Linked DNA regions of Mus musculus: all the other regions are linked to region 2. Evidence: chromatin loops called from intact Hi-C (ENCODE). Cell type or tissue: heart. All regions are shown on one strand. Links, peaks and the distances in the headings refer to the core of each region. The heading gives the core; the rest is flanking DNA.

Region 1 (4,171 bases), core at 1-2,500, 210 kb after region 2:
TACATGAACCTTACCGCTGCACCATACACAGACTCATATAGACACAGACATGGACAGACAGACAGACACCACACACACACACACACACACACACACACACACACACACACACACAAGAATAAGTGTTGCATGGTAAAGTGACTGCCTGGCATGAGAGCATCAGCAACACACATACAGGTATGCGCTTACAGTGCATTTTTTAAAATATCTGAAAATATGACAGACTTTGGGGCCTAGGTCAGAAAGATTCCAATATAAATGGATTCATGAGCAAGCCAATATGCAGACCTCTCATCAGTGGGAGGACCCTGTGTTCTCTGATGTGAGTACAGAAGATAACAGACATATTGATGCAGAAAAACCTGGAACTCAAGAGTAATTCTCCTAATTCAGTTTACTGAGCACTATGATTAGAGGTGTGAGCCACAATACCAAGCCTACTGTCTGAATTTCAGATGACAGAAAGTGATGCTGAGAGAATTAAGGAACCTGGACACCACTAGCCACTGGTTAAGGATAGAGCCGAGCTTCCACAGGATAGCTGTCAGGAAGAACTCTGAATGAGGGAAAGGTACCCTGCTGCAAATATCCTAGAGCCCAGTACAGCTCTGCCTGATGCTGGGATAGATAGGAATACAATGCAGCACTGTTCTAAGCCTTCCTTCCTCATCAACCAGCCACACACAGCACATCTGCGGCCACTGCTTCTGTGTTGCATGGGCCACTCTACACAGGCCACCGGAGTAGACAGGGTTCTGCTGAGCTTGCTTCTATCCAAGTCTTCCGAGAGAAGAGGGAGAAACAAACTGCAGGATTTACTGTCACACTTTGGAATTAGCAATGCAAGGATGTGCCAAGATGCAGGCTATATCTGTGAGAAGCACTGGTGGCTCGTTTGAAGATTTCTGGCTTTGCTTTCCACACCTCGGTGCATTCTTTTCAAAGCACTGCACAGAATTATAGCAAAATATACACACCAACATCAACACAGCCTACAACTGCCTTTGAACAACACTCTCAAATACAATTCTTGCTTTTCCTTCTCAACTGACCTCAACTGTTTCCCAAGTGACTAGGCCCTTGTTAACTGTCTAGCATAATCTGATATTTAACAAGATATTTAATATGTAGCAAGAGAATTAAAAAAAAGGACCTTACTAATAAGGTATGTAGTGTTAAGCTATAATTACACTGTTATTTTCAAGTAGAGGGAGCTATTGTACAGGAAGAGAGATGCAGGGCTTAGCAATCCGGTGTTTTTGCAAAGGCAATCACAGCAGCCATATGGAAGAGCTGTCCACTTTGTCACTGACAACCATGAATCACAACATGCTTTCATTTTGAAATATGAAACCATTACATTTTAAGTTTAGCACACTAATAAATAAGCTATACAATTATGTCCTTCATTTAGGATGTCAGTTTTTGATAAAAGGCTTTTTTATTGGGACAAGAGGGAAACTGCATGAAATACATGGAAGGGAGGAAGGAATGGCTTCCCATTAGTGATCACCAAACATTACCAGAAAGGCTAAAAAGAAAATCCACCAAAAGTAAATGATTTTTCTAAGCTTGCTGTGGATACTTGCACAGCAGTATGAGCGCGTTCTAAGTGAAGCTGACAAACAAGTATTAGGAAGAGCATCACTATAAGAGAAATAATGAAAATAGTTCTGCTGTGGAAAGATAATGAATTTCATTTATTACAGAAAAGTCAAGTGAGGCATTGTGTACAGGGAGCAGAGTCTCCTTCAGAATGCAAACTAGTGTTAGGGGCACTTGCTTACTAAAACCATTCAGGCTTGGTGTCCTAGTCAAATAATTGGACCACTTTTTCCTGGAGGACAGCACCCAAAGATTGCTTCTTTGTGGCTTATAGAAAGAAAACTGAAGCATTCTGTCTGTCTGTCTGTCTGTCTGTCTCTCACACACACACTAATACACACACACTCATACACACACTCACACACACACTCATACATACACACACTCACACTCATACACACACACTCACTCACACTCTCTCTCTCTCTCTCTCTCTCTCTCTCTCACACACACACACACACACACACACACACACACACACACACACACACACACGAAGCTTCCTATCACTTCCTAGCCACTGTCCTGAGGATGATGCTCCTGACTGTACATACGATTTCCCACATCCCATTATGAGCAAGTGGTTTCTGCAATCAGCAATCAATCATGCAACTGCTCTTGCCTACCAGGGTGGCTGCTTTGTGACTCTTTGCTACACGTAAAGTCCTCAGACATCATCTTTAGAAATGCTGCTTCTCACTAGAAATGTCCACTTTTTGGAAATAGTCTATAATATCATAAACATGGTCTATCAAACAAGATGGTAAAGATATTTCTCAAGATTGCCACTGTGCACTTGCACTTGTGTGTGTGTGCGCGCGTGTGTTACACAGGCACCACCATCTGAGGACAACCTGCTGGAGTCAGAGCTCTCCTACTCGGGTTACCATGTTTAGCAGCAAGTGCTTTTACCCTCAGATCCATCTTGACAGTCACTATCATAATTTTTCAATTTCTCATGTTTCCCCTTTTGATGAAGACAACTGCAAGATGCTGCCTTAGAGTGACCCTCCAACAGAGGGCACCAAAATGGCCAATCACAGAGCATAAGAAACACTTGCTAGTTGCCTTAGGAAGGAAAGTCCTGTTTATTCAAAAGCTTTGCGTGCTATTACACCTTCTACAGTGTGTGTCCCAGGTTTGTTTTAACTCAACCATTTATGAAATGGATGTTTCATGAGAGTGTGAAGTTCTTTAAAAGGACAAAACTCCTCAAATCAACTAAGAACAGCAAATGTTCAGGGCACACTGCCCAGAGGCCAGGAGAGCAGTGTGTTTCCCACACTCATCACTCAGCTGTGGAGCACTGGCCAGCTAGCTCTGTCTCACAAGCCAGTCAAGACACCTGATCAAAGAAAGGGCATCTAGGACATTTTTGAACTCTTGAGGTGATGCTAAAATTTGATATTTATTGTGAATATTGGGTTCTGCAATTTTTAGGGAGATCCAACCTAACAAGGAGACCCCTTTCTCCCTGGCACAGTCTTGCCCTCTTGCCCTCTCACAATGAGGTGGATATTTTACAAGTCAAACTCTTATCCTTCCATGTCTTCTATCAGCTCCTCCTCTGCCAGCCCACTGCCTTGTTTAGCCTCACACTGCTTCCTGCCTGGATTCATGTTACAATCTGGCACCATGTTTACAGTCTCTAATCTCAACCCCTTCAGTCCACTTTCTACAGAGATAATAGGAACTTTAAGAAAATGAAGATAAAAATGGACCTAAGAACCAGAGGTCAGGAAGAGACACACTGAACCAAGGTGTTCTGCACCCATGAATTCACAGAAGCTGAGGCACCGACCAAGAGGAGGCCAGGTGCCGGGCAGTGGTGGCCGACACAAGAGGAGGCCAGGTGCCGGGCAGTGGTGGCCGACACAAGAGGAGGCCAGGTGCCGGGCAGTGGTGGCGCTTGGGAAGCAGAGGCAGGTGGGTTTCTGAGTTCGAGGTCAGCCTGGACTACATAGTGAGTTCCAGGACAGTCAGGGCTACATAGAGAAACCCTGTCTCAAAAAAAAAAAAAAAAAAAAAAAAAAAAAAAAAAAGAGGAGGCCTGGCAATATTCTAACAAGGAAAGAGAGAGGGGGCGCTCACAAGCTCCCTCCACATCACAGGAACTGCTGACTGCTCCTGACTGACTTTGGCAGAGGGGCCGTTGTCTTTAAGGGTGAAGCATCACACTCTCAGTACATGGGCAACACAAACTGGAATCCACAGGCCATTAAAAAGAAAAGAAAACTGAGGCAGTAGGGAGGGAGAAAGGATCTGGGAAGAATGGGGGTAAGGCTATGTGAACATGATCATAAATATTGTGAGATAGCCTCAAAGAATTAAAATAGTTCTTTAAAAATAAAACAAGACCTAAAAAGTAAAACAAAAATATGATCACAGCCCCCTCCTCTGCTTAAAACATGTAATGACAGTATTGTCTTTAGGATTAAATTCCAACTCTTAAATTTTATGCAGACAAGTGCCTGTGGGTGTGCAGTTCAGTCCCAGCACGTCCTGGCTGCTCCTTTGTGCCACACCTTATCACAACAGTACAGGACAACTGAAACTCACGGGGCTG
Region 2 (5,930 bases), core at 1,500-3,999:
GGTGCTGGGAACTGAACCCAGGTCCTCTCAAAGAACAGTATGCTCTCTTAACCTCAGCTACTTTCTCTTGCCCAGCCCTACCCTTAACAGTTTTGTCCTTCCTTCCTTCCTTCCTTCCTTCCTTCCTTCCTTCCTTCCTTCCTTCCTTCCTTCCTTCCTTCCTTCCTCCCTCCCTTCTTTCCTTCTTTTTCTTGTTTTTTGGTTTTTTTGGGCCAGGGTATCTCTGTACTATGTAGCTCTGGCTGTTTTAGAACTCATTACGTAGACCAGGCTGGCCTGGAACTCAGAGTACTGCCTCTACCTTTGCAGTGATGGGATTAAAGGTGTGACCACTACACCCAGCAGAGACTTGTTTCTTTTTTTCATTTCTCTTCCTTTTCTTTTTTCTTTTCTTTTCTTTAAGATTTATTTATTGTTATATGTACTGGTGGTCTGTATGTCTGTGTGAAGGCGCCAGATCTTCTGGAACTGGAATTATAGACAGCTGTGAGTTGGCGCTGAGAACTGAACTAGGGTCCTCTGGAAGAGCTCTTAACCACTGAGCCATCTCTCCAGCCCCAGAGACTTGTTTTTAAAGACACTCAGAGTCGGGCGGTGGTGGTGCATGCCTTTAATCCCAGCACTCGGGAGGCAGAGGCAGGTGGATTTCTGAGTTCGAGGCCAGCCTGGTCTACAAAGTGAGTTCCAGGACAGCCCGGGCTATATAGAGAAACCCTGTCTCAAAAAACAAAACAAACAAACAAAAAGAATTTGGGATCACAGCTATCCATAAGGGACTTTATTAGGGGTAGGCTAACAACGCCGGGCTGATCCCAGTTTCTTACATGAACTATTAGCTGGTAGCATTCATTGAGCACACACTATGACCAGATGCTGACAGGAACAGTTCCAGACAGCACTTCTAAGTGCAGCTGCTCTCTGCCTGTCTGGAGAATAACCCCAGGGAACCTGCTAATACCGGATCCTCGACTCTGCTGGGGAACATCTCCTCAGAGTCTCCACAAATAGTGTCTTGGAGTGTGTGTGCAGGCGCATACCCAGGCGCGTACAGTTCAGGGGCTTATAGCTTGTGAAAGTCAGTTCTCACCTTCCACTCTGTGGGCCCCAGGGACCAAACTCAGGTCGTCAGACTGGGTGCCAAGTGCCTTTATGTCACCGGCCTCCTGTTCTTTATTCTTGTATCAGTTTAGCTTCAGAAACATTGCTTTAATGAACAGCTTGGCAATGACTAGCTGTGATGACATATGCTCTCAAAGGGGACAATAAGATTTCACCTCAGAACAAGGCTTTAACTTAGTGAGTTAAGGGCATGTTAGTCCATGCACCTTAGAGCAGGGTGGACCTAGGAAACCTGCAGTTTCTTAGGACAGGGTATAGGCTTGTGTCGAGGCAATGAGAAGGATCTTGTGGTGGAATAGAGAGCCCTGACAGACACCTTGTCAGACCTTGTCAGGGCAGGAGAACTTAGCACGTGCATCCCTCCACTCTGAGGTCACACACACCGGAGCCTGAAGCTCAGGCGCTAGGCCCACTCTGTATCAGAACACTCACTCTGTGTCTTCCGGATGTCGGTCAGCAGTCGGAGAGCCAAGCTGGGAGCCTGCAGACATGATTTCCAGCTGGGTCGCTATGGCACTTATGTTGGTATCTGCCACAACCTGTGGGAGGGAGTGACAAGGTATTTTACTGTAAGTTGCAAGGATGCTGGAGAAACCACGGCTGTATTCTAAACAGCATTCCTCCTGCACGGAGAGCTGGAGAGATGGATTATTCGTTTCTCGTTTCCCTTTCTCTCTCCCCATCTTTCTCACTTGAATTTCCTCCCTCACTTCCCGAGACAGAGACCCACTGGTGTTAAAACTCTCAATGTTCCTGCTGCGCCCTTCCCAGGGCCGGGGTTTCAGCATGCACCTCCATGCTGCGCTGGAGGCTTTCATTTTTTTCTTAAACTCTTTCCTTCATTTGACTTCCAGTGGCTGCTGCCTCTCCATCCCCTTCTTTATTCTTTTGTGGAACTGGAGACTGAATCCAGAGCCTCTGAACGAGGACTCTCTCACTCACCCATGTGGCCACACCCTCCTTTTGAAACCTTTTATTTTGAGGTAGGGCCTTACAGAGCAGCAGACGCAGCGATCCTCATTCCTCAGCCTTCCAATAGCTGCTGGAATCACAGGCCTGTGCCACCGGCCCAGGTACATTAGCCTCGTGCATCTTCCCACCCCACCATCCTCTCTTGCTGACTCTTGTGCAGTGTGACAGGCCTAGCTCCCAAGTTCCTAGTCTTTCTCATCCACACTGGGTCTTGTGCTATTAATTTAAATACCACCCGTGACGACATCCCCAGCTCTCTATCTCCAGCTCTACCTTACTTAACTCCAAACCCTTATGATGTGTCCCCAGTGATGTTCTTCAGGAACCCACTGCTAACGTCCCCAGCCCTCTGCCCCACAGCCTGGGCTCTTGCAGCTTTCTACATCCTAGATGACTGTGACCAGTTCTTGTGGTTTCATAAGGTAAGTAAGGTTGGTTGGTACCATCCTTGATGTCTCTGTCTCAGCCCACTGTCCTCCCAGGTGCTGCAGGCTGACCCACAAAGTCATCTCGTGGAGTTCTACAGGAACCACCTCACTGCTCAGCCTCACTTTTCTCAAGTAGCTTAGAACCAAGTTAGCATGGCGCCGATTACTCCAGACTCTGCCTGAAGTCATCTGCAGAGAACTGGATGCTGGGCCACAAGCTGAAGTCCTTCCTATGACCTTCAAGGTGTCCTGCCCTGTGGCAGCTCTCCTAACATTTCCCTGAGTTCAGCATTCTGACCTCATTGTCCTGCCGGCTGTCCTACCCCCACCCTAGAACAGAGCCCAGGGATCTGGAGGGCTGACTGTCCCACTGCAGATCCGGAGAGGAATTTGCCCAGGAGTGCAGGGAAACTTGATGTGACGCAGTTCCAGAACATACCAACAGAGGGCACACATGCCTCAGTTGTGAAACAGCTGTCTGTAAAGCAGGAGAAAGGCGATGGGCCAGAGGAGGGGTCAGAAAGAATTTGGGGATCATCCAGACGAGGGGAAAACAGTTATGTACAAGTGCAGCGTGTTCTAGAAATACAGTCATGGGAAGAATAGTCAACTAAATGGGGACATGCGCAGCATAAAAGCCTAAGACGCGTAGCATAAAAGCTCCCTTCTAGACTCTCTTCTTCCAGTAGCAGGCAGGGCTGTCTCACATAGCCTAGAGCCTCAGCAGACGCTGCCTGCTCTCAAGGCACACTCTTCACAAACAATTCCATTCCAGCTTCTCCAGGCCTGAGCCTCCAGGACCCACATACTCCCGACTTTCTCGCTGCTGGTAGGGTCTGCTCTCTGCTATCTCTGCTTACCTCCAGGCTCTGTCAGAGGCCCAGGTGACTTCAGAGTCAAGTGACAGCACATCCATCCCCTGGCTTTAAGTTCTGCCGCTGTGCTTATAACCCAGCAGCTATGCTCGGCCCAGTCACCACTTTGGGATTTGCATTGACATCGCTCAGCTTATCAAAATTAGGATACCAAGTCCAAGTTTGGACTTGGGGGGTGGGGGGTAGCTCAGTGGCAGAATGCCTGCCTAGCATGTTCCATTCTCAGAGGACACACAGCATGCACCCCACCCTACTTCCTCTCCAAACTCTGGACCCTAAAACACACTCCCTCTGCTCAGCTGACTTTTCCTTTCATTTTTTCCACTTATTATCAAATTACACCTCCAGCTCCCCCATAACGAACTAAGAAGGTATAATACTGAAACCCTGCTGGGGCTGGGACTGTCATCTGAGACAGGCACTGAGGTGCTCAGTCCCAGTAGCCTCCTGGTGCCGCCTGCTCCCGAATGAGTTCCCAGCCCTGTTCACTCTTCTCTTCTACCTTCCCCTGTCATCTTCCCGGATACACAATGGCACTCTCCCCCTGGAAACCTTTCACCACTGCCCCTTTGTTTGTGGGAGAAGACGCTAAGCATGTGCAGTACCCCCGACCCCTGACCAACACACACTTCTAATCTTTCCTCCGTTCCTCTCAATCTTCCAGACTTTTCTCCCTGGGAATCTCTACACAAGCCAGCTTAGCTGACAGCCTGCTCCTCGTGCGACCTTCTCTAGTGCCCCTGCCTAAGTCAATTCTTCCTGTTTTCTTCTGCATTTTCAACCCGTTTCTTAGGGATTGACAGTGCATGTTTTTTTTTTGGTGGCTGTGGATCTCGGCTCCAGCTCTACGAGCAGCAGGGTCATGCCCCAGCATGTGCCTATGGAAGAACCCTGAAGAGAATGAGTGGGCTGGAAGCCTTCAGGAGGGACAGAGAGATTGAGGTGATTATGTGGAGACGGGGCTTCTGGTCCTTTAAGGAGAGAGAAAATCTAACAGGTAGGCCCCACTCCACAGAGACATGACAGAGGGAGTGAATGAAGGACGTCCAGGCACTGACCAAGCTAATGTCATTTTGATATTTTTGTTTTGCTTTTTTTTCAAATGATTTATTTTTATTCTATGAGCATTGGTGTTTTATCTCATGTGTCTTGTGTGAGGGTGTTGGATACCCTGGAACTGAAAGTACACCAAGCTGTGAGCTGCCATGTGGATGCTTGGAGCTGAATCCTGGTCCTCTGGAAGACCAGCTCGCGCTCTTTCTTAACTGCTCAGCCATTGCTTCAGCACCAACTTTTTCTTTTTACGTTTGTTTAGTGTGTGTGTGTGTGTGTGTGTGTGTGTGTGTGTGTGTGTGTTGGGGCATGTGATGGTTTGTATATCCTTGGACCAGGGAGTGGCACCATCTGAAGGGGTGGCCTTGTTGGAATAGGTGTGACCTGGTTGGAATGGGTGTGTCACTGTGGATGTGGGTATAAGATCCTCACCCTAGTTGCCTGGAAATCAGTCTTCCACTAGCAGCCTTTGGATAAAGACATAGAACTCTCAGCTCCTCCTGTGCAATGCCTGCCTGGATACTGCCATGCTCCCACCTTGATGATAATGGACTGAACCTTTGAACCTGTAAGCCAGCCCCAATTAAATGTTGTTGTTGTTGTTGTTGTTGTTTTTTTATAAGACTTGTTTTGTTTACGACTCCATCTTGTTTCTTTTCCTTCTTTGAGAGTTCTCCTGAGTGTTTCTCACTTAAAGTGACTTGGACCTCAGGAACAACAGGTATGCCTGACAACGTTTGAAGGCAAAGGGTAGAACTCAGCAACTTTCTTAGCACCAACATAACTCTGCATTGCCAATCCTGAGAAAATGGCCTAAGACAATGATCAACCAGTGGATAGCCAGACCAAGATGACCTGGAATCCTACCCGAGAACTTCGAGCTCCTTTGATTCTCTGCTGTGTGCCCAGGATGACTGTTGGCAGCTGACATGGATCCTTGGGTCACAGTGGTTCCCTGTGGGATCAATCTGCTTATTTAATAAGCTCCTTTTTTTGGCCTCACCCCATCTCCTTCTGGATTTTATGGGGAAGAGGAGGTAAGACAGGGTCTCTCTTGTGTGCAGTCTAGGCTAGCCTGAAACTGATCCTCCTGCCTCAGCCTCCTGAGTGTTAGGAGTACAGGCAAGGTGTGAGCCCCCAGGCTCAGACTGTGTGGGAAAAGAAGCTGAGCCCAGTCTACTGGGATTCCTGGGAGCCAGGCTTCTATCAGAAGTGAATGCTTATGGAACTGAGTGGCACACGGTGATCTCATGAAAAAGAAGCTCAAGCTGGTCACACAGGATATGCTCATGGGACTATGTCATGTCCCTATTGGACGGAAGCAGAAAAGTCATTAAAATATTGCCCGTTTCTCCCTTGTTTCCTTCCTTCTTTCTCCTTCTGCTGCTTCTTCTTGTTTGTGTGTTTGTTTGTTTGTTTTATTTTTGAGATTAGTGTCTTAACATACAGTCCTGGCTAGCCTAGAATTCTGAGATCAATCCGT
Region 3 (4,171 bases), core at 1-2,500, 160 kb after region 2:
TTTATTTTGTGGCCAGCTTCTATTGATAACATGTTAATGTCCCATTTTCCTGCTGAGAGGCAGTGCTTCGGGGGACAGCATCTTTCCCATGCAAATTAAAGGCAGCTATGGATTTAAGCTTGCCCCCAGTTCAGAAGAGTCACCAACATTTCTCTTCCTTATTGCTTCCAGCACAAAATCAGGTTTGCCACAAAGCAATCAGTCCACTATAATGCCTTAGTTATGACTCACTAGTGTCTCTGACACTTTAAATACAATTCAGCTTTGGGATGAAAACTTAAATGGGAACAAAAGTAATTCATAGAAACTGTTTAAAAAAAAAAAAAAAAGCTAAACCCACTTCACCTGCCCCACCTTGCCCAGCCCAGCCCAGCTCAGCTCAGTACACCTAACCCACATATGGCAATGTGCAAAGATGTCTGTCCTTTACATTACAAGCCAAATCTATCAGTCACTTCAGTGTTGTCCAGCCTTTCTGTATAAACTATAGGTAAAACAATCATTACTGCATCATAAGCCAAGCAGCGAAAGAGTCAGGAACACACAAGGCAATTTAAATGTAGCTTAAAGCTGCTCAACAATTCCACTGTAAAGTGTGTACTTCTGTTAAATTCACCTGAACTACAGCAAGGGCTGAAGCTTAAAACACGGTCACAGTTCAAGAAAGCTAAAAGAGGAAACCAGTATTACCAGCTTCTAATCATATAGCTAGGGTATAAACATTACTTATTTCACTTAATTATAAATAGGACAAGTCCATAAAAGGGCAATTAACTATGTAAGACATAAGGAAAGCCATTCTATAAAACTAAAAAAATTAATCTTAACCAGTACTCTTATATTTTGCATTATCAAAAATAAAAAGGGTTTATGTAGCAAAAGCTGGGTGCTACTCATGCTGCCTGCTATTGGCAGTGAGTGAGCATTCTCCAAGCTCCATGCTTGGTCAGTAAGTACTGTTGGCTACACTGACATCTATTGGTGAGGCAGAGATCTACCTGAATGCACAGGGCACTATGGGGGATATGACTGCACAAAAGACCTCTGTCCTCTGTTCACGGAGGTAAGCACTGGGTGCAGAGCTTAAAAGTGACACCTGGGTCTACCTTTGCTTCATCAGCACCCTGTTTTGTGATATGGGGCAAATTAATGACTCTTGGTCTCAGGATTCTCAGCCACAGAATTTGACAAGCCTCAGGTGCGATTTGCAACACTGAAATACCACACACCCCCGGCACACACACACACACACACACACACACACCCTTACAGAAGACAAGTGACTTTCTTTCCGTTCTCTGGAGCAGCATGCTACTTGATTTCCACTCCTTTAATGGAGACCTGTTTACAACGTTATCTATCTCTTACATGCATAGTATTTAATTCATACCTTGTTATGATTTAAATATCTGTGTTAATTACAACTGTACATAACAAATGCAGAAGTCAGTGATTTTAATACCTTTAAAGAGTTGCAGTGGTTTGAATGGGGAGTGCCCCCCATAGGCTCAGGTATTGGTTCCCAGTTAGTGGTGCTGTCTGGGGAGGTTACCAAACCCTTGCTAGAGGAAGCCTTGAACTGAGGGCAGGCTTTGAGAGTTTATGGCCACACTGGACTTTTAGTTCACGCTCTCTGTTCTCAGCTTCCTGGGATTAACCCATGCTTTCCTTCTGGTTATCTGCTCTCTTTCTCTGGAACCAAAAGCCAAACACACTCTTTCTTCCCAAGTAGCTTATGTTCATTACAATGTATCAATTTTAGAACAAGCCTCAACATTCCAGGAAGCCATGCGCCATCTAACCACATGTAGCCCATGGAGACTGGAGGTGTTGATGTGTCTCTTCCCACGCAGACAGCCCTACAACAGTCAGTCAGTCAAGACAGTGGCACAGGGCACAGCTCTACACAGCATGGGCACTGGAAGGTAGAGTTCTCTACTCTCTTCTATCTTCCACAATTTCCAAACTTTCATTTACAAGTCAAAAGAATTTTAAGTTCTCATATTAACTAACAGTATATTTCACTCAGGATCTGGATTAAAACCATGTTACTTTTCTGGACTGCTTTAGTGATCCAAAGCCCAGGTGTGAGGCAAATGCGCAGCCGCTGGCTATCCTAGCTGTTTTACACTTCTGACTGCAGTGCCCCTGTGCTTTCTAACTGTTCTATCATTAGGAAATGTATAACCTTTTCTTAGTGGACAATACTGACAAGGGGTGGGCGTGTGTGTGTGTGTGTGTGTGTGTACATGCATAAGGTATGTCTGCATATGGTAGCCAAAAGAATTTTAGATTTACAATCGTTGGGACAGACAACTGCATCATCCGTTTCTGTCCTTATGTTTTGGGAAGAGTGTGGGGACTGAGCTCTCTGTCCTGCTAGCTTCCTCGGATGAGGGCACTAGTAAATGCCCCGATAGTCTTCCAAACCTGACACGGATTTTGTTTGTCTGAGACAAGTTTTTCATCCCTGCATGAAAACAGAAGAATTTCCTGCAAAACTATTTTTAAACACCAAAAGTGCATGTACTTGGTTTTATATATGCACATTAAGAACTTTTGAGGACATCTGATATGGAACAACTAACTGCTGATAAGCAACCTTTGGGGACCAGTTTAACAAAGGCACATCGAGTATTAACTACAGAGGCGGCAGCTGTACAGCTCTTACAGAGTGTCAATGGTGTATCTGAGTTCTAGTACACTAAGTTTTTATCAGTTTTCGCTTCTACACTTATAAAATATTTGAACTCTCAGTAACAGTTTTGTTAATAAACTTCATTTCCATAAGCCCAGCATTCAAGAGGCTGAGACAAGAGAATCAGGAGTTCAAGATCAGCCTGACCTACATAATAAGACTATTTCAGCAAAACAGAGCAAATCAAAAATGAAACAACAAAATACAAACAGGAATTGAGGCACAGCATGAAGCTGTAGTGTCTGATAATCTAGGTTGTATAATCTGCATAAACCAGGTCACCATGTGAGGTTATCAGTATGTTTCACAACTGTAATACAGTGCTAGGTAAGTATTCAAGTAAATAACACATAACTGGTGCCAAGCAGAGACTAGAGAAGCCACATAAATACATTATAGCCCATAACCAACCCAGGAAAGGGAAAACCAAGATGAAAATGCAAACCACAAAGACAATTCTATCCTGGAATGATCATATCAGGAAAGGGAAGAATTCCCACCAGGATAGGATGGGGCTGCGTTTATAGCTCTGAAAGCTAGGTAACAAGAAGCAGCCCAAGAGCAGTTCATTGTATGTTTCTAGCAGCTAGGCTGCCCTTGCCAGCCAGCAGCTGGGGTGAGGTGGGTGTAAGCAAGCACAGAAAAGAGTCAGGCTGCTAGGCGAGATGCTACGGCACTGCAGGGCTATACCCAGAGACAAAGGGAACAGGGACTGTGAGGGGGAGAGAGTTACCTTTCCTCAGAGTTGAGAGCCCTAATTGGTTACCCTGAAATTGTATTCATACAAGCAACACTAACTGGATTCAGAAGGCTATATTTATATTTATGCCTACATAGATATGTAACAATAACAATAAAAAAGGAGGTGATGATTTTGAGAGGGAAAGAAGACAATGAAGGGAAGGAAGGAATGATGTAATTATATTGTAATCTTTAAAAAGTGAAAGTGAGTACACAGACACTGGACAGATGCTGAAGCCAGCAGGAAAGGGCCCCTGTGCAGCAACACAGCTCTCGGCCAGCCCTACTGTCCCACTGGGGTCAGAGACCCTCCGTCACACACATCTCCACTATTGAAATTCAATGTACCCACCAAAAAATAGGTTCTGTAGCCACTCACCTCCTGGAACATAAGAGAGTTTAGTAAGGAAGACAGATAGATATTAATCTAACAGTTCCACTGAAAGCTATACTATGCTAAGTGCTATAAAACAGTAGGTAAAGGACATGGGCTTTAGCCCATATTACTGGGCTAAAGAATCAGGTGCAGCTTCCAAAGGTGACAAGGAGTGAAATAAGAGGTCTAACAGCCTTCTGAATATCTAATGGGAATGCATTCGAAGCTTCAAGAAGAAATACGCTACATACTCTGTCCTCAACAAACCTTGGCCTGCCAGCATGTTGCTGTAACTATGTTCACTGGCTAGTTTTATGTCAACCTGACACAAGCTAGAGTCATCAGAGAGGAGGGAA

Evidence for each region. A loop is a pair of places that touch in the nucleus more often than their neighbours do. Peaks named below come from ENCODE experiments on the same cell type or tissue, not always from the same donor. Only the 100,000 strongest peaks of a DNase experiment are listed, where the experiment ranks them.
Region 1: it touches region 2 in a loop (3-fold over the local background); 3 of 42 quality-filtered maps call a loop at or near these places.
Region 3: it touches region 2 in a loop (11-fold over the local background); 15 of 42 quality-filtered maps call a loop at or near these places.

Annotation. Positions count from the first base shown.
Region 1 is chr4:98,486,641-98,490,811 of GRCm38, reverse strand. All of the region lies in intron 17 of Patj (PATJ, crumbs cell polarity complex component), which reads right to left. Among named protein-coding and RNA genes, the nearest start is that of Gm40210, 91 kb to the left of the region's middle. In heart, for the core only: a CTCF peak has its summit at 1,210; no DNase peak of the experiment used is centred there.
Region 2 is chr4:98,699,723-98,705,652 of GRCm38, reverse strand. Patj (PATJ, crumbs cell polarity complex component) reads right to left here. Exons shown (of 44, transcript NM_172696.2): 43 at 1,552-1,658. It overlaps Gm35073 (predicted gene, 35073), which reads left to right and starts at 4,898. Exons shown (of 2, transcript NR_151609.1): 1 at 4,898-5,015; 2 at 5,117-5,799. In heart, for the core only: a CTCF peak has its summit at 2,962 (motif pointing right); no DNase peak of the experiment used is centred there; H3K27ac peaks cover 575 bases.
Region 3 is chr4:98,542,379-98,546,549 of GRCm38, reverse strand. The region is part of intron 27 of Patj (PATJ, crumbs cell polarity complex component); the gene reads right to left. Among named protein-coding and RNA genes, the nearest start is that of Gm40210, 35 kb to the left of the region's middle. In heart, for the core only: a CTCF peak has its summit at 971; no DNase peak of the experiment used is centred there.